2 separate regions of the Mus musculus genome follow, and region 2 is linked to region 1. Evidence: chromatin loops called from intact Hi-C (ENCODE). Cell type or tissue: left cerebral cortex. All regions are shown on one strand. Links, peaks and the distances in the headings refer to the core of each region. The heading gives the core; the rest is flanking DNA.

Region 1 (9,942 bases), core at 1,219-9,218:
CTTCAAAGCTGTCCTCTAGCCTCTACACATGCTCAGTGGCACACATGTGCCCACGTGCACATACTGCACACACACCAATAATATAACAGCAACAACAATAATAATAATAACAAACAATACTTTTAGAAGGCAGGTCTTTGGTGTGGTTGGCTTAAAACAAAGAAAGAGAAATATGACAAGATCTAGCACAAAAAGACCCATGAGGTGGAGAAACACAACAGGGCCAGAAGGAAGACAGACATGGCATCAGAAGATGTGGGAAGAGAGCTATGCTGAAGAGCACTGGCTGCTCTTTCAGAGGTCCCAGGTTCAGTTTTTAGCACTCAGGGGCTCACAACCACCTGTAACTCCAGTTCCAAGGGATCTAACACATTCCTCTGATCTCCAAGCACACACGTGGAACAGACTTAAATGCAGTCAAAACATTCATATACATAAAGTAAAATAAAAAATAAAACTAAAGCCAGGAGTGGTGGCACATGCCATTAATCCCAGCACTTGGGAGGCAGAGGCAGGCAGATTTCTGAGTTTGAGGCCAGTCTGGTCTACAAAGTGAGTTCCAGGACAGCCAGGACTATACAGAGAAACCCTGTCTCAAAAAAACCAAAAAATAAAATAAAATAAAACTTAAAAAAAAAAAACCAAAAACACAGGGTCAGATATGGGAGAAACCCATCGTCTTAAAAGAAGGGACTATAGGAGTCACAGGTGAAGGACATTAGGCTAGCAGCAGAAATTGCACACCCAACTGGTCTGCAGCTGGCCAGGAGACTGGGACGCCAGCCCCTATTAGGCCATGGTCTACCCTGCCCCCTACAGCAGAAAGTGCCACTAGAGACCCCTCAGGGCTGCTGTGTGATTATCACCCCTGTACAGAGCTGCAGTGAGGAGTACACAAGGGACAGGGACAGAAGAGCAGCTGCTACAGGACATCACTCACCGTTGTCCCAGTGCAGGTAGTCATGGCCACTCCCATTGCTGTCTGGAAAATCCCAGAAGATGGACAGGGTCTTTGTAAGCCATGAAGCCCTTTTCAACATGCAAAGTAGAATTTAGTGGTGGCGGGGATTGTATTTTTTCACGGGTTCATAAAGAGTTTCTCAATACATGTTAAGGCAGAAATGTGTCCCTCTGTATTTATGGCCCCAATAAAACAAGTTCTCATACCTGTCATCTATTGTAAAGCTGGAGAAAGGCCAGATTTTTAAGCTCCCTTTCCATTAATAGTTACAAAACAAAGAAACTAAATAATTCAACAGTCAAATGATTTGTAAGGTGTGGAAAATAAAACACCACATGCTAAAGTATAGTTATAATAGTGAATCAAGTCAAGTCTTAAAATTGAATTGGGCATTAGAATTTGGAGGTAGGGTTAATTTAGGAGCTTTCAAGTAATAGGGGAAAAATCATGAAATAAACATTCAAAAGGTTTGGTAATAAAAATGTTTAAAATATATGTCCAGATGAACTGAGATTAAATGTTCTCAGAAATATTTATATTATAAAATTCACAGAAATTGGTTAGAAAAGAGTTGAATACTAAGCACACAGTGTCAAAGGATTTCAACCCACGCATGGGACACATCTTATTAATTCATTCATGGGGGTCACAGATCAAACACCCGTGTGTTCTCTGTGTGTCCACGTGGTGTTCTAAGCACTGGCGTGCTGAGCCTTCACCTCTACAGCAGCCTTCTCAAAGCTCCTGTCGCTTCTCTTTTACAGATGGGGATCGAGGCGCAACGAGGTGAACTAACTCCTTGCAGCCATGCTGCCAGGAAAGGGCAAAGCCATGGTTCACACTCAAGGTCTATTTTCTCTCACTCATGATATTCCATGATGGAAGACAAGGAAGAGGGGCGACGCATCCAAGGCAGTGGGGGATGAGCAAGCTTTGCAGCAGTCAAGGCAGCAGGAGCAACCGAGGATGTAAGAACGCTGGAATGAATTAGTGCCTCACAAGCACGGAGCTATGTTTGCAGTAACATGTTCATGCATGCAGACGATGATGGTTGGGAGTTATGTGTGGCCTCTTAGTATGTCTACTTCCCTGTGACCAAGTATCTGACAGGAGCCACGGTGGGAAGGAAAGGTTTCTTTGAGCGATTGGTTCCCAGGGGAGCTTCAGTCCATCGTGGCTGAGAAAGTATGGTGGCTGGAGTGTACAACAGACTTCTCACACTACTGCTGGCCAGGATGATCAAAACCAGAGGCAGCTACCACCTCCAAGACCTGCTCCTCCTGACTCAACCTCCTCCGGTGAGGCCAAGGCTAAACAATAGCATCACTAGCTGGATCAAGTATTCAAGTACAGGCGCCTGTGGGACATTTTAAACACAATCCCTGCAAAGTGAAGGTGGTTGGCATGGTGATCAGATGCCAAATAGAAGGAAAAGGTCAAGCAGTGTCAAGACTGCCTGTTCCTGGCACACAGTGCACACTTGCTCCCTGCAGAAGCTTCCAGGCACTCAGGGGCCCTTGGATGCATCCCTGGAGGATGCCTGTCTGTTGTGCCACATTCTTTGGGCATCTTTCCGAGTTCCCTGGTCATAAGGCAGCCCAGTCCCATGGTGTGAGGCCCCATTCACCCCAATCCCCATTGTGGAGCCTCAGTTCCCACCACAGACTCAGCCTGGGGTGTAGTGTGAGAGAAAACCCATAGGTGAAGTTCAAAGGTGTCATTACACTCATCCAAAACACACAGCTCTCCTCCCAGCATAAATCCGAGTCCAGAATATCATATTGTCGACTGGGTAGTGCAGAGGGACGCGCACAGGAGGTTTACTGGGTAATTTCTTCTATGGAAGGAGAATACAAGAGCACAATACAAGACATCACACCACTCATTCTGGATTTGAAATGGGACAGTTCCTTGGTAACCAGCGCTTTCAAAACCTGCACATCTTTGCATATAGCACACTTCTGTCAGAAGACGTTTAAGGATGCTGTGTCTGACGTTGACAGTGATCCTGACAAGGGCATTTTTCTGCTTACTCCATTTTAACTGCACAGGTCTGAGGCCTGGGAGCCATTGAAGGTGTGTAATTTAAAACACAAACTCAAAATAACCCTGTCTTAATAGACGGAGTGACTTCTAGGGATGATAATCAGAAGGGGACTGAGCAGAGTTCTTTCTTTGGTCTAGCTTTGTGTGTGAGAGTAACAGATTAGCTCACACTTGCTCAGTACCCTATCATTTTTTTTCCTGTGTGCCCTGTGAAGTCCCCAGGGCTGACCCTGCCCTAAGGACTTAGCCCCAGAGAAACCAAAGTGGTGAGACAAACAAGCCTCAGTTCTCTGTGTCCTCTCTCGGAGGAGGGTGCTTTTGGGTGCCAGTTTTATAGATGAGGGAACTGAAGTAACACTGTTCCACTCTCCTAGCCAATGAATGAAAGATCAGCATTGAGCTGTCAGTTCTAGGTCAACAGATTCTAAGCAGAAGTTCTCAACATGGAGTCCCTGGACACGCAAGGTTGGCATCACCTCACTAGATACTCAGCTCACCTTCCAGTGCCGCATCCACACTCCTGAAGGCAAGAGCCGAATGTGCAAGCCCTGTGGGCTGTTGATGCTCTCTCCTATACCTCCACACCTGCCTGTGTATCTGTAGAGATCACATCTCCATTCTTCTGCTCTGTGTTTGTATAGTTGCGTCTCTATACCATCTATGTCTCTAACACTGGCCACTGTCTCCAAGGTATGAGTCCTAAGCCTACATACTTTCCACCAACCATGTCAGTTCTTCTTAGCTCTGCCTGGACAACTCACCCTCTGCCTCCCAACACACACACACACACACACACACACACACACACACACAAGCAGATAACAACAAAACTCATTGTCCTAACAATGCCCAAGGCAGTTAGACAGGAAGCTCTGTGGTGGTGCCAGGCAGAGCCTGAGAGATGAGATGAGAGAGATGAGACCAGCACGCTATGAACAGGTTTCATAGGCTGTGAAGCTGGCCCACACCCAGACTTCTCCAGCCATACAAGAGCCCTCATGGTTTGAATGTGAACTGATTCTCACAGGCACATGTCTTTAAATTCTTGGCCCCCTGATAGTGGCACTGTTTTTGGAAGGTTGTGGAACTTTTAGAGGGTAGTCTCAGTAGAGGAAGTGGGTTGTAGCTTGACTTTGTAGCTTGGCCTCACTTCCCACTTTCTGCTCACTAACTCAGTTGCAATGTAATCCAGTCACCTCACTCTCCTGCCGCCATGCCTGCCCTACCATGATGGACTAGATTCCCTTAAACTCTGAGGCAAAATAAACCCTTCCTCCTTAAACTGCCTCTGTGTATGGACAGTAAAACCACTGCAGCCCATAACATCTGATGGCCATGCATGTGAGCTGAGATGTTTTACACATCGTGTGTGTGTGTGTGTGTGTGTGTGTGTGTGTTTACCACATGGTGTGATGCCATGTGCAGCGAGGACCACATGGTGTGATGGTGGCCTGTGCATGCTCAGAACCAAGGCTAAAGCAAACTCACAAGATACAACATGAGTAAGCACTGACAAAAATACCCCAGATTCATTTTACATTTGATTTTGAACCATTTTTTGGTCATTAAATGCTCAGTAACCTTTTCCTGTTGCCTAAATTTTTTTCCTAATGTCCCCTACTCCACATTCAGTTATGCCTCCAACCCCATATAAGTATTGTGAACCATGGTTTAAGAACCCCTGCTCTGGTCCAAGGGTTCATACAAACTGTCACTATGGTGCTTCGCAAAGAAGGAAGATCCTGTTATTGGAAGCAGGATGTCTGTGAGCCACCCTTTCCTCTAACACACCCACCCACACACCAGGGTTTGTGCAGTTCCTGCCAGTGGAATTTATCAGCAGTCTTCTGTTGGGTCCCGCCCCCCCCCCCAGCCTGTAGCGTATTTCATCAAAGGGTGCAGGAGAATCAGCATGAAACATGGCCGACCATGGATGTCACAGCCTTAGCCAATAGAATCCCTTCATTTTCGCTACATCCTATTGTCCAGGTAAATGGCTACGTTCAGGCCATTGTCAAGGAGGAAAGTGTCCTATTAGGGGTAGAGACGGTTAGGCCAGGTCTTCATGGAAGCCACCTTAGGAAGAGGGCATTCATGGGTGCTGTATTCGTTTTCTGGGGACTACCCTAACAAAGCACAGACACAGACCACCTTTGACCCTCTAGTCTCCTGTCTCCCCCACCCCTGTCTCTATCCACCCTCCAGCCCAACTCTTCTCTCTGATCTGTTGTACAGTGCTCCTTCCAGGCTGGTGGTGGCAGAAAACTTCCAGTAAATCCCCCGGTGTCACCACCGGGGTTAGGTATGGGTTACGCCCTCCCTGGCAGTGCCTCTTACAGGGGATTACATTTCCCCTCAGTTGCTTCACTGTGGGCATTCCCTGCCCTTCACTCTACTGCCCCCCGCCACTCTCCTCCCTACAGAATTCCAGCCACTTCTCTACTTCCACAGCCAATGGCATGGCTCTTGATGAAACAGATGGGTACACACGCCAGGCTAGAAAAGTCTTTCTAGAGATCATTGTGCAGGGCCTACATCTCAGGCCACCTTTTCAGTTATGAAAGAAGAGAAACAAAACACCCACGTCTTAAATGTGACAGTACTGGGGTCGCGCGAAGGGGCAGATGGCACCACAACCTGGGTGAAGTCCTCAAAGTCACCAGTCCACCCTCCCCCACACCTGACACACTGAGGCCCATGAACTCAGGCCAGGGCAGGTGACCTACAGGGCTCTACCTTGGGGCTCTGCTGACAGAACCCAGAGCTTACCACTCCCTCATGGCTTCCCAGTCCTACAGTTGTGCTTGTTTAGTCAATCCCCTATCTCCTTTCCAATGATGTCCTGGGAACTACGTATAGAGATGCATGTTTGGACCTGGCCTGCTCAGAGACCTGGCCCACCCCATGGCTCAGGTACACAGAAGAACTAAAGACTCCCTCTGGAGAGGAAAGGATAGGTTCTATCAGGAAAGGTTCCTGTGACACTGGAGAGTGATCCAGGGGCCTATTCTGGGTCTGTCACAATGTGCCTGAGAGAAGAGTTTGAGTGAGTTCTACCATTCTGACTCACCATTTCCCAAAGCCCTGATGTCTCACTTGGAAAATGGCATAAGATGAAGACTTATCACATGAACTCTGTAAAGGGAATACAGTTCTTGGGGGGAAGGGGGGAGGGGGCGGGACCTGGGGGTTTGGGAGGGGGGGCATCCTACCATGTGTAAAGCCAATGGTTGTGTGAAGGAAATAAAATCATTGAGACTCAAAGGAGCCTTGGAGGTGCTCCTGTTAAGAAAGAAGTCAAGGTCCTGAACACGTGTTATCCCAGACAGTCAGCAGTCACAGCTGGCCTCTGTCCCCATGCCTGCCTAGCTGTGGGCCCAGTCCATGCCCCGCCCCCACCCTCAGTCTGGGGGTGGGGGGCGGGAAGCTTTCTCGGAGAGCAGACACATTGTCTACGCCCACCAGAGAGAGGTTGGCAGCCAAAATGATGCCCACGAAGCAAACAGCAACATTTCAGGGTGCCCGACAGTGTGAGAGATGCAGAGGAGTCACGCTGCATCTTCCAGACACACACACACAAGCATTTCTCAACCCAGAAATCATTTTCAAAGGAAAACGCCAGGGAGATAATAGTGGGTTTGTAGAAAAAGAGGAAACCAGCACGGCTGGGCATTTCTGCTCTCTTTGGAAACCACAGAAACCACATCAGGAACAAATGAGACTAAAGAAGGCTTCCTGCCAGGGAGGGGAGGCGGATGAGACTCCTGAAGTCCCTGAGACAGAGATGGGAAGCGGAAGATGCTTCTCCAAGCACAGGCTGTTCCCACGGTCGGCAAACACGCGTCTTCCGCGTCTTCCGTGAGACACACAGTTTGACAATTCAGCGTTCAGCCGACTCGGCCGCCATGCAGCCCAGTGCCCAGGAGGCTCCTCAGCAAAGCTTAGTGAGAAGTGGGGGTCCGGGGATCTGACACCAGGCCTGACGGGAGCCCCGCCACAAGAAGAAATGGCATCCCGCTTTCGGTTACATTTACGTTTGTAGGAGATCTTTCTCCGGATCTGCAGCGCGTCTGCTAGCTTTGATTGAGTCACCCTCAGGTTCTCCATCATCCCCTAAAGCTGCGCAGAGAGGAACGCCATGATTCAGAGTTCAGGGTTAAGAGTAGCACCAAATGTCTCCCATCCCTCCAGCTGATGAGTCCAGTCGATGAGCTGACGGTGGTAGCCAAAGGAGACTCGCAGGCCCCTTGGAGGAATGGATCATTAAACTCATTCAGATGGTTCCGGCAGCTGAGTTGGAGGGGGGGGCACCCTGACAGGGTGGGAGCCGGGGAGGGGACAGCTGTGATGACATTTTGCACGGGCACTCCTGATCCCATTACACACCGTTTCTCCTCTTTCACTTTTTAAGATCACATCAACTGCAAATATAATCTCTGGGTGTTCTCGGAGAGATAATGGCACAGCTTTTGGTAGGTACCCCTGTTTTACTACCAGAATTTCTGAAGCATTTGATCCTGGTTGCAAAGCACATTTCTGAGGTCAAGATCAATGCTACTAACCCAGGGAAGTAAGCTAAAATGACTTGGGACACCTGACCACATTACCTTTGCCCTGCTTTTAATTTGTATTTTATTTATGTGTGTGTGTGTGGGGGGGGTATTTTTCCTGCACATGTGTCTGTGCATCATGTGAGTGCTCCCCATTTTGGAACTTTTATTTTTATTTATGTGCATATCTATGTGTCTCTCAGTGTATACCACTTGTGGATGTAAAGATCCCCTAGAGCTAGACTCACTGGCAATTGTGAGCCACTCCATGTGTGCGCTGGGAACCAAATGGGACTCCTCTCAGGAGGAGCAAACACTCGACCTCTGGCCATCTCTCCAGCCCCTACAGAAAGAAGAAAAAAACCATTTTTAAAAGGGGGGTCTTACTATGTAGCCCAGGCTATCCTTGAACTTAATATCCTCCAACCTTAGCCGCCTGAGTGCTAATAGGAGTGTGGTTCCACAGCCATGCGTGTCTGAAACTTTATGAAAGAACGAGTTCTACCAGGGATCTGCAACCCTATAGGTGGAACAACAATATGAACTAACCAGTACCCCCAGAGCTCGTGTCTCTAGCTGTATATATAGCAGAGGATGGCCTAGTTGGCCATCACTGGAAAAAGAGGCCCCCTGGTCTTGCAAACTTTATATGCCCCAGTACAGGGAAATGCCAGGGCTAAGAAGCAGGAGTGGGTGGGTAGGGGAGCAGGGTAGAGGGAGGGTATAGGAAACTTTCAGGATAGCATTTGAAATGTATATAAAGAAAATATCTAATAAAAAATAAAATAAAAAAAAAAAAGAATGAGTTCTACCACAGTCAGGCACACAGCTATAGTTGTGGGATTAGCTTCAGACAACTCAGAGAACAATAGATGAAGGAAGAAAATAGCACACAGACGTCTCAGCAGACGGAGGGAAAGTACTCAGCAGTGTTTACTATGTTTGAAGAAATACTTAGCAAAGTAAAAAGGGGGGATTTCCCTTATTTGACTTGTTGTGTAACAAACATCTGGAGACAGCCAGAAACCCTCTAAAGCCATTCCATGGGGGGCCATGAGATAGAATGGCCATTTCACTGGCATTGGTGGATGCCGTGGTCAACAGCACAAAGGGCTTAAGATTTCAATGGGGAAGGACAAGAGGTCATTACCATGAGATGGTCTACCTGAGGTACACAATGGGTTCCATAGTGTGTTGGAGCCAAAAAATACTGTTCACTAAAGGTTTATTATGAGACCTTTTCAAAATAGACAGTTTTAAAACAACAGGGTCTTGCTATGCAACCCAGTCTGGCTTGGACCTCTCCATCCTCCTGCCTCAGCTTCCAAAGCACTGCGATCACCACCCTGCACCACATCCCTGCTCAGACCTTGGATGTCGTGTTCTAAGCCAGTGAGAAGCACTCCCAGGGTAGCACATGCTTGGGTGCTCACAAGTCAGATGAGCCTGTAATCTGAAGGTTTCTGATGGAGAAACAGAACAGAAGATGTGCTTGAATGGATGGAGAGACGACCCGGACTGTTGGGAGAGGCGGTTTCCTGCCACAAAGATGTTAACTATTCCCAACCCGATCTATAAATTCGGCGGGAGCTCAGTGAGACTTCAGTTTGTTTTTAGAAATGGAGTAACTCATTTGAAAACTTCATGGTGAAATGAAAGTCCACTAATACTTAAGTTGATCTTACAAACAAGGAACAGATGGTTTGAATTAACACATATTAAGTCTGTCTTCAAGGTCGTGGGAATGTGGCATTGAGTCTGGAACAGACAAATAGATGAGTCGGGCAGAACAGCGAGTTCTCAAAGAGGGCACTATGGGAACTCAATGCCTGTTAGTGACACAGTGACACATGCCAGTGGAAGGGTGTATCTTGCCAATGATCTTGGGAAAATTGACTTTATACATGGAAAAAATTCGACAGAGATGCCTAAGCCCAACACCAGGAAGAGAGGCATCTGTTCATATGAAAAACCAAAACGAGGCAGGAAAACTCTGAAGTCAGGAGAAGAAAAGGTCGCATAGTGTGATGAATTGGGTTAGGAAAATCCTTCTGAAATAAAGGTACAGATTACACGGCAAACTTGATAAAAAAGGAATAAGTATATTAAGATAAGGATTTGTATTCAGAAAAGAACATAGTGGACCAGGTGGGTGGAGGACAGTTACTACAGATAACACTGACAGGTGTGCACATGCAAAGCATGCTGGGAATCCTCCAACTCTGTTAGGGAACTGCATAGATGAAGAGCTCAGTAGCCCTTTGATCCCAGCACTTGGGAGGCAGAGGCAGGCGGATTTCTGAGTTCAAGGCCAGCCTGGTCTGGTCTACAAAGTGAGTTCCAGGACAGCCAGGGCTATACAGAGAAACCCTGTTTCGAAAAAAA
Region 2 (9,942 bases), core at 1,189-9,188, 150 kb after region 1:
CAATGTCATCTGGAAGAATAAGACTTGGATTTCAATGTGGGATCATCTGCAGTTGCACTGAGATCTGACAATCTTGATAAAGCCAAGTAGAGTAATCGTTCACCCAAAATGCTTGTGACCCTAGGTGTATTTGAGGTTTTTCCCGAGGTTAAAATAGTCATGTTTCTGTAAAATGAAAAATCTGGAGGACCACAGACAAGTATAAAACCCATGCATGCTGCACACACCTTTCTGCTGCATTATCTTTTCTTGGTGAGACATGGAGAAAATGTCCTTTCATCCTAGGTAGGGCATCAGTGATTGACAGAAGTGACTCCATCCAAGTCCACTGCGGTGTACTGGTTAGTTTATGGGGCTTACGTTAAAGGAGTGTGAGTGGCCACAAACAACAACAACAACAACAACAACAACAACCCTGAAAGTTCCATCACATCCCTGCATGGGTGATGGCCACCAGGAAGCTGCATGGATGGAGTCCCCTTCAGTCACCCTTACCTGGGTCAGGGATGCAGAAGGGAGAGAGACACTGGAATTGGAGGTGAGGGTCTAATGACCCATCCCACTCCTTCCTTCTCTGATGGATGGCAACAGAATCTTGTAAAGGTCTCCTGTGGGTGATCATAGCTGTACATGGAAGACAGCGTTTCACAATAACCTATTATGGCTTGAAGGTAACTTTAAAATGATATTTGTTTTATTTTTAAATTGTGTCATTTAAGATATATATTTATATATTTATATTTTATGCTCTCTGTATGTGTGTGTGTGAGAGAGAGAGAGGGGGCGGGGGAGGGAGAAGAGCCCGACTCTTTCAGAGGCAAGCACACCCTAGCTTTGATGTGGAGTAAGCTCTTTCCCACTACCATGTGGGCTCTGCGATTTAATGCTTAGTGTGTCATGCCTGCCAGTGAGGACTTCTACTGACCAAAACATCTCAGCAGCCCTGTGATATGTTTAATGGTTTTGGGCCTGAAACCAAGCTTTGTGGTGTGGAAGTTTCCTCTTGTGACACCGTGGTGGTGCTCATAGAGTTTAGGATTTTGGAGACTTTCCACCCCAGAGTTTTTGGATTACAGATGCTCAACAGTAAGTAGCCCATTAAGTTAATCTTACAGATATTCAGTTAACGTGAAAAATCTTTTAAGAGGTGACCTTAAGCTAAACAGTAAGCTGCCTGTTGTTTACATGGCAGGAAGGCAGTCTTTGTGTCCTTAAAAATAAGCATGGACCTAAAAATATCAGCGCAAATGAGGTAAGACGTGCAAGTTAGGAGTGGCCGTGTGTGCCTGAAGTCACAGCACTTGGAGTTTGAGGCAGGGGAAGTTCAAGGTCAACCTCTGCTACACAACAAATTCAAGGCCAGCCAGGGCCACATGAGACCTCATCTCAAAAAACTGAAAAATAAAATAAAGTCAGGCTTGGTGAAATGGCACTTCAGGCAAAGTGCTCACTGAGGGAGCTTGGTGGCCTGAGCTCAATGCCTGGAGCCCACAAAGAGAAGGCAGAAGGAGGAGGGAGTACAAACCACACAGTCACCCTCTGACCTCTACCCTGTGTCATGCTTGCATCGTGGCTCATGCATGCCCCTCATCCCATACCACGCACATATACAACAGTAATAAAATAAAATAATAGTGACATAGAATCACCAAGAACTAATTGTGTCCACCTATGTATGTGTTCCTATCACACAAGACCTTAGAGTGAGATTCTGAACAAGTTAGTGGTGGTTAACCCATTGGGCCACAAGTTAGTGGCAATTAAACCACCGGACCACACAATGCTGGAGAGACCCCCACAGAGGCCATCATAGCCAGCTCGAAGACAAATCTGCCAGCCTGGTTATGTGTTTTCTTGAGTTCTAATGCGACTCCAGCTATGACCGATAAATCCAAGATCTGTAACAGACAGTCAGTGGCAAGTTTATTAAAGTGTTATAGACAGAATAGTGTGCCCACTCTCCAGAGAAGCCCTAGCCCAGCTCCTCTGGAGTCTGGGCTTGTGTTATGAGGTGGCAAAGGAGACTCTAGGTGGCAGGTGGAATTAAAAGTGCTAATCCAGATGACCTTGAAGAGGTGAGCTGAGGCTGAATCATCCTCCTGGGCTTAGTCCAATCCCAAGGGTCCTAGAGAAGTGGGAATGGAGGAGAAGGAAGGCTCTGGTGTGACAGAATAAGGAAGAGTTTTGTCACCTTTGCTGGCTTTGAACAGGGCAGACGAAAGCCACAAGCCAAGGCACTCCATAACCTTGAAAAGCAGAGATCCCACCAGACTCTCAAAAGGACCAGTAGCCTGATGACATGTTGATTTTGATTTGAGAGCTTGTGCCATACTTCTACAGACATGTGCTTACCTCGCCAAGTCTGGGGAAGCAAGAGCGAGCTGGTAATGAGGTTCCAGGTGAGCCATGACCCTCAAACAAGGACTACCTGGAGATGACAAGCCAAGTGCAAGGGGGTTGGGCATTCCAGAGACCTGAACAACATGCAAAGCTTGATAAATGGGGACACTCGGAGATGACACGCATTTGCAAGTACAGTCACATACATAGCACGATTCTGCTATGGGAATATTCCAGGGATCCTGGAAGTATGTCTAAATTAAGAACGGATTACCCGGGTACAGTGGTACAAATGCATAATCCCAGCACTAATAGTTCGGGAGGTGGAGACAGGAGGATCCAGAGTTTGAAGTTAGCCTGGGCTACCTTTGGAGATCTATCTCAACAACGATAAAAAGTGAGATCAGATTATTGGGTCTCTAAAGCAATGTTAGCCTCTGACCAGCACTTACTATCTCTGAGTTCCTGTGTTAGGAATTCACAGGAGGCTCAGACAGGATGGCTTGTCCCCATGGCATGTGGGTATCAATAGAAAGACTTGAAGCTGAGCAGGCAGAACCATCTAGAGAGGCTCATATTTACACAAGCTCTCTCTAGGTATTACGAATCTCTTCACATCATGGTGGCCAAGGGGAGGCTGGAGAGAGAATAAGAAAGTAGATTCAGTAGAGGGAGAAGGAGAGAAGAGACTGCCAGGCTCTGAACATGAATGTTTCCAAGCCTACACATCTCACATGAAAGCTTTGACTGTGCCCTCTGGTTGAAGGGGTTGAGAAAACATGGTTGCCAGCTCTCATCAAAGCATGGAGTAAAACAGTTATGGGCTCAAATCCTGCCCCAGCCAGTTGTCAGAGTAAGGTTCAGGGTGACGATCACTGATCACCACTCCTTCTCCTGAATGTTGTCCTTGTGACCTGTCTTTTCTAGTTAAGAAAATAAAGGCTCCGGAGCCCCTTGGCTCTGAGCAACGCTTTGTGGGAAGAGCCTAGACTAACTACATCGGCGGATCCAGAAGGGAGACAGCAAATCAAATGCCCAGAGTGGTGCTGCTGAGGTCTGTGTCAGTTCTGTGGCATCTGGTACCAACTACACAGGCTTGGGTCAAGTACCAAGCAGGAACATAGAGTGCTTTGCTCTCCCCTGTGACGTCATTTCATCAGATGGTAGCAAAATCCTGAGAATAAACTCTCTGCTGTGCTCTCTGGACTCTCCCTCCTGCCCCTCCTCTTGTGACCTCTCCCCCAGGGCCATCAGGAACTTCTGTAAGACACTTCCCATTACCCGGCATGGAGACCTATGGCCTGTGCTGAGTGCCAGGCTCACATGACAGCCACACACAGTCAGATGGGAGTCTCACCAGTCTTGAGCTGAGCGTGAAAAGGAGTTGAACCAAACCAGGTCAAGTGAGTGCAGGGAAGCGGATATAGCACAGTCAAGTCCCCTGACACAAGAGGCTGCCTGCATTTCTCAGACGTGCCTCACAGATAGTTTAGGAGGAAGGGCTATGGCGCTGTGTTCAACGGAACATCTTGCCGTTTAAAGCATGGCCATAATGCTGTTCTTATAGATGTCACAATTCATATTAGCTAAGCTTTGGACAACAAAGGTTATGTCAGCTGGATTGGATCTAGAGACTCACTCGGCGGGCAAATCTATGGGCACATTTGTGAGGGAGTTTCTAGATTGGGTCAAGGTAGGTAGGCCTAGTCTACATGTAGATAACATCATTCAATGGGCTTGGGGCCCAGATTAACTGAAAAGGAGAAATCCAGCTTGGATACCAGATCCTCTTTTCTTTTTCCTGTGGACTCAATGGGACCAGCTGGCTCACGCTTCTGCTACCTTGCCTCCCTTGCTATGATGGGCCATATGCTTGAATTGTAAACCCAAACAATCCTGTTTCTTCTTGCTTTCCTTCCTCCCTTCTTTCCTTGCTCTTTTTTTTAAAGAAAATTTTTTTTTATTTTATGTATGCGAGTACACTGTCACTTTCTTCAGACACACCAGAAGAGGGCATCAGATCCCATTACAGATGGTTGTGAGTCACCATGTGATTGCTGGAAATTGAACCAAGGACTTCTAAAAGAACAGTCAGTGCTCTTAACCACTAAGTGGTCTCTCTAGCCTCCTTCCTTGTTCGTTTGTTTGTTTTAAGTTCCAGATATTTATTATTGTTTTAAAATTGTGTGCTTGTGGGTATAGGAGCTCACAGGGGGCAGAAAATGGTGTCAGATGTCCTGGAACTAGAGTTACAGATAGTTGTGAGTTGTCTAGACTGGATGCTGGGAACTGAACTTGGGTCTTCTTCAAAAGCAGTATGTACTTCTAATTGCCAAGCCATCTCTCCAGTGCCAACTTTGGAGACTTCTGGTGACCAGTTTGAGAGTCATCACATCTCACGAGACTAAGAGTACCTCTCATCAATGGACTTTCAATTACTGCTTTAAATGTCTGGAAGGACCATTGCATGAGAAATAATCAGAGTGTTTGGCTGTATTTACTGGAGAGGAGTCAGTAAGAGCCGAATGAATATTTCCGGGGTAGTGTTGATAAGAGAGCTTTATCCAGCACCTACTATGTGCTGGACATGATGAGTGGACCCTGACAGCAGCACTGAAGAAGCCTGTCTTCATGACCAATGAAATTTAATGGGGAAACCATTTCTTGGACACCTACTCTCTATTGGGCACTGCTCCAGGGCCTGAGGATGGGATGGCAGATAAAACAGATGGAATTGTAGCCTTCAGGAACCTTACACCCGAGTTAAGCAAGTAAAGAGTTGTGAGTTAGGTGGGATATGTGGAAAGAAGAAAATTGAGCCAGTGTACTGGTACCCTTTACAACTATAAAACAATAGTCCAAGGCGATGATCCCACGGTTCTAAAGGTCAGAAGTCAAAAGCATGTTGACAGAGCTCTGTCCCTTCTAGAACTTATAAGACAGCTGAGACATCCTTAGAAACTAGTGCTCTTTTTACCCACAAGGAGGTGAGGCACTAGTATTGGTGAACTGGGATGCCACTTTGCACAGGGTATCAGGGAAGGTCTCCTGAGAGGGTGGTTTTACAGTGAATACATACAGGAAACGATGAGGCTGGTGAAGGTTTTGGGGGAAGATGCTCCTGTCACCAGGTGTTCTCAGAGCACATCAAGGAGGTCAGGGTGCCTGGAGAGGATAGGACAGAGTGGAAGCAGAGGTGGTCTAGTGAGAGGGTGAATTGTGTCCCTTGGACACCCATGAACCTCTAAGTTCCATGACCCTCAAACGGGACACATTAAGAGATTGACTCTCTAAAGAGGCATCCAAGTGACGATGAGGTCAACAGGGCTGGCCCTGATCCAACAGGACTGATGTCATTCAATGAAGAGATTAGAGTGTAGACGTAGAGGACACTGGGCAAGGACGCAGGGGTAAAACGCTTGTCTCCGAATTGGGGAGGGGCCCACAGGAGAAGCCAACCTCGCTGACACCTGGATCTTACACTTCTGCTGTTTGAGCTGTGTGGTCTCTGGTGCTCTGACATAGTGGCTAGTGCTCCTGAGAAGAGGGTCGGTCCTGAAGCCCAGAGTTCCGTCTCTTCTGACATGGGTCGTCTCTGCTCTTCTCTGAAGGACATGGACTCTTATGGCCAGGGTTTTGCTCATACAGAGCCACCCTGTGTCACCTGGCCCCTGATACAACCCTGTGTGACTTGGAAGTCAGTTCATGGGCATATAAAACCACCACTACTCTGTCCACTGTTGTTGCTATGAATAATGGAGTCTTGTGTCTTCTAATCAGTCCCTTGGGATTGTGGTAGACCAATTGACAAGCTTAGTAGGATAATGCACACTGGAGATGCAGCTCAGATGAGGAAAGAAGATCAGAATTCAAGGTCAACCTTGGCTAAACAGCAAGTTTGAGAGTAGCCAGAGATATGTAAATCTCAAAATAAAAACAAACACAAGCTGTGGAAATGGAGACTCTACCCAGCTTGTGGTATGCATGCAAGCCAGGAGGGCTGGGGGAGCCAGGGAGGATGGGTGGCGTTGGAGGGAGAGCTGTGACCAGAGGAGAGCCATGGCCTAGAGGCTCACTAGAACTACTTTCTTGAGACTGGTCAATGAGGAAACAGGAAAAGGGAAGATGCCTAGGTTAGGTCTCATTCACTAATCCGAGACTACATAATGAAGCCTCAGCAGGATGACAGAAAGCGAGAAGATTCTGGCTCCGTCCAAAGGCAGAGCTGACATTCTGGGATCTAAGAGAACAAGGGAAGAAAAGACCACACACTGCATTTTCAAATTAGTGAACAAAGGTCTGTACTGCCTCGGACTGGGGTGGGAAGAGGTTCACAGGTATGGGGAAGATGTCTGATTTTTATTTTGTTATTATATTTTTAAAGCAGAGTCTCACCTTGGGTCCACAGCAATCCTCTGGTTTTAGTCTCTTAAGTGCTGAGACTACAGGATGTCCAACAGGAGAAAAGTCATGTTCAATCCAAAAGTTGGATGTGATGAGGAGGGGACAGGTGGATAGGTCTGGGACAGAAAATTTAGTGTCATCAACCTCTATATGATATTCAAAGGCATAAGAGAGGCAAATAAAACAGGTCTAAGGTTGACTCCCAGCATCATCCATATTTAAACCTTAGAGAAGTACAAAGGAACCCCCAAAGAGATTGAGAAGCCAGATGTGAAGCAGGGGAGTCCTGGAACTATTTCACAAAGAGTTGGGGTTTCAAGGTGGAGTAGGGACGAACAGTAGAATGAACCCACATGCCAGCATCTCTATTAGTGTTTCTGCTAAGGACGAAGATAGAGGCAAGGCACAGAACAAGCCAGGGCCTCTGCTGTGTTAGGGACAAGGAAGGCTGAACAGTACACTGGCTTGAGGAACACTGGAACTCGGAAGAGTTCCAAGAACCAAGAGCTAGGCTGCCTGGGGCCCTGGGCTGCCCATTAGCTTGCATTTGAACCAGGTAAAGCCCAGGGCATTTGAATCAGGAATGTGGGCTGTTTATAAAACACCCCTGCATGGTGAGACAGTGCATAGACCCAGGACCTTTACGGCCTCGGACTCGTCCTGGATCCTTGGAAATCTACAACAATCTAATTCATTTGGAGTCGTTGGCATGAGCTCTCAGCTGCAGTGCGGTCTAGCTTCATGGGCTCCTGGACTGGGCTAAAGTGGGGTTAGTGTCGGGCGCTCGGAGGGCTGCGGCGTGGAGGTTACAACTCAGTTGTGCAACATTTTCGTGGAAAAGCCTAGAAGCCCCCGTGGAATTCCGTCTCACCTACCACCCCAGCCTCAGGTTTAGTTTATTGATGAAGCGTTGGACTCCCGTGTATCCCATGGGAAGGGAAGTAACTATCCTGCTGGGTTTAGAAAGGAGGCAGAAAGTTGCCAGACGGGGGGAGGGGACCCCGCGCGTCGCAGAGGTTCCTTAAGCGCTCAACTGGCAAACAAACAAAAGCGCGGGCGGGCGGGCGGGCTCGTGCGCCACCTTCCCCGTACAGAGGCGCGGGGGCTGGCACGGGGCAGTAGGGATAACCGAGAGGGACCAGGGCTCTCAGCTCGCAGATCCGCGGGCTGTAGCGGCATCCGGACGTCCCGCGGGGCCCGCCCAGTGCGCTGCGACGCGATCGCACAGCGCACCCCACGCGCGCGGGCCGGCCGGCGTGATGGACTACAAGTCCCAGCAAGCCCAGAGGCAGCGCGGGGCGGGGTCTGGCGCAATTCCCCGGGATCCGGCGCGCTGGGAAGCGCCGCCGAGGACGCAGCGGCGGCCGGAGGGCGGCGAGCGCAGGCGGGGGCGGGGCCGACGTGGGCCAGAGCCCTGCGTGCCAGGGAGGGGGCTGGCCGGGCAGCGGCGGGCGGCGCTCGGAGCGGTCTCCGCGGCTGGCAAGGCGCCTACAGCTCGGTCCCGGCTTGGCGGACGGCGCAGGGCAGCTGAGGGCCCCGGCCCGCGCGGTAGCGCGGCACTCACAAGCGCGCGGACCCAGCCGCAGCCGTGCGCCCGGAGCAGAGCGGCCACTGCCCGGGGGCCTCGGCCCCGGCGCTCGCAGCGCCGTGCTGCCTGCGCTTTAATGGCTGCTCGGCCGGCCGGCGTGTAGGGGTGCGGGCGGCTGCGGCGCGGGAAGGCGCCCGAGCGAGCCTCCTCCGCGGCCGGCCGCGCTCCATGGCGCCGCGGTCTTCCCGGACGGCCCGCTGACCCGGGACGCTGGTCCCTGCTATGAACTGAGCCCCTCTACTGCTTCATCCTCAGCGTTCTTTTCTTTTTCTTTTTCTTTTTCTTTTCTTTTCTTTCTTTCTTTCTTTCTTTCTTTCTTTCTTTTTTTTTTTTTTTGCGCCTCCTCGGCTCCGTGCTCCCCGGGGGCTGCGGCGCCCCGGGTCTCGGTGGCCCGCGGGGCTCCGGGGCGCGGGGCGGCGACGACGGGGGGCGCGCGGCTTTGGGCGCCGCGCCTGCACCATGAACTACCAGCAGCAGCTGGCCAACTCGGCTGCCATCCGGGCCGAGATCCAGCGCTTCGAGTCGGTCCACCCCAACATCTACTCCATCTACGAGCTGCTGGAGCGCGTGGAGGAGCCGGTGCTGCAGAACCAGATTCGGGAGCACGTCATCGCCATCGAAGGTGAGGGCCAGGCCGCCCGGGGCTTCTGGAAAGCGCGGGGGAGCGGGCGCCCCTGGCGCGGCGGGGTGTGTGCGCGCGTGTGTGCTTGCGTGTGTACACACGCGGCTGCCCGGCGGAGAGAGCACTGCGGTGCCTCTTGTCCCGCAAGGCCGGCCAGTCAGCCAGGGAAGATGGGTTGTCAGCGTTCATTTGATAATGGACAATGGAGTCTCTCCTGTGAGAAAGTGGCACGGTGCTGCTACGTCCGGGGCGGCCCGCAAGCCCCGTCCGGGCCCAGCAGACGCCTGGGGGCAGCTGCTTGGGATGGCGCCACTGGATCCCTGACAGGTTATCAGGCCCGGCCTGAGTGTCTTTCGTGGACGTTGAAGATGTGTTTTGAGAAGCGCTGCTGCTGGGGATGCTGTTCCGGCCAGCTTATTCAGTTGCTTCATGGCTGGCTACCCCCCCCCCCCTCCAGTTCGCGGATACAGGGGAGGTGGCACATGTAGGAAGCCAATGGGACCCAGGCAGTATCATGCCCCAGTGCTGATCGGACTGGCGTTGTACAAACGCTGGCCGTTTTGTACTAAAATCCTGAGGCAAATTATAACCCTTCTTGGGAGGCAGGACACCTTGATACTGTCTTGCTGAAAGGGGCACTTTAATCCGTCGGCTACTTGGGAGCCACCCAAGGGGCGGAAAAGTGGATGATCTTGCTGCCTGTAAGCCTGTGTTTGCACAGAACACTGTTTTGAGCCCCCAGTGTCAGGCAAGGCAGTATCCCTGCAGGGGAGGATGGAGCCGGTGGCTTTGCCCTGGCTTGTGCTCTCTTTGGACTACCCATGGCTCCCGTTTCTCTCCTACTAGGTGCCTGACCTGTTTCCTTGGGTTGTTTCTTCGGGCCTGCCATCATTTACCTGGGGGAGCAGGTGGCATCTAAATGGGTAATGTGTCATAGATCAGCCAGTGGATTAGCAGTCTATCCTCTTGAGTTGCTGTTGGCCAGTGA

What was found. A loop is a pair of places that touch in the nucleus more often than their neighbours do. Peaks named below come from ENCODE experiments on the same cell type or tissue, not always from the same donor. Only the 100,000 strongest peaks of a DNase experiment are listed, where the experiment ranks them.
Region 2: a loop joins it to region 1, with 2.1 times the contacts of the local background. A loop is called at or near these places in 2 of 42 quality-filtered maps.

What each region holds. Positions count from the first base shown.
Region 1 is chr1:89,296,048-89,305,989 of GRCm38, forward strand. No RefSeq gene overlaps it. Among named protein-coding and RNA genes, the nearest start is that of Gm41913, 87 kb to the right of the region's middle. In left cerebral cortex, for the core only: no CTCF peak of the experiment used is centred there; DNase peaks (open chromatin) are centred at 6,051 and 6,621; H3K4me3 peaks cover 630 bases; H3K27ac peaks cover 1,014 bases.
Region 2 is chr1:89,446,639-89,456,580 of GRCm38, forward strand. Agap1 (ArfGAP with GTPase domain, ankyrin repeat and PH domain 1) reads left to right here and starts at 8,173. Exons shown (of 18, transcript NM_178119.3): 1 at 8,173-8,954. The coding sequence starts at 8,792. In left cerebral cortex, for the core only: a CTCF peak has its summit at 4,346 (motif pointing right); DNase peaks (open chromatin) are centred at 8,071 and 8,960; H3K4me3 peaks cover 1,857 bases; H3K27ac peaks cover 1,682 bases.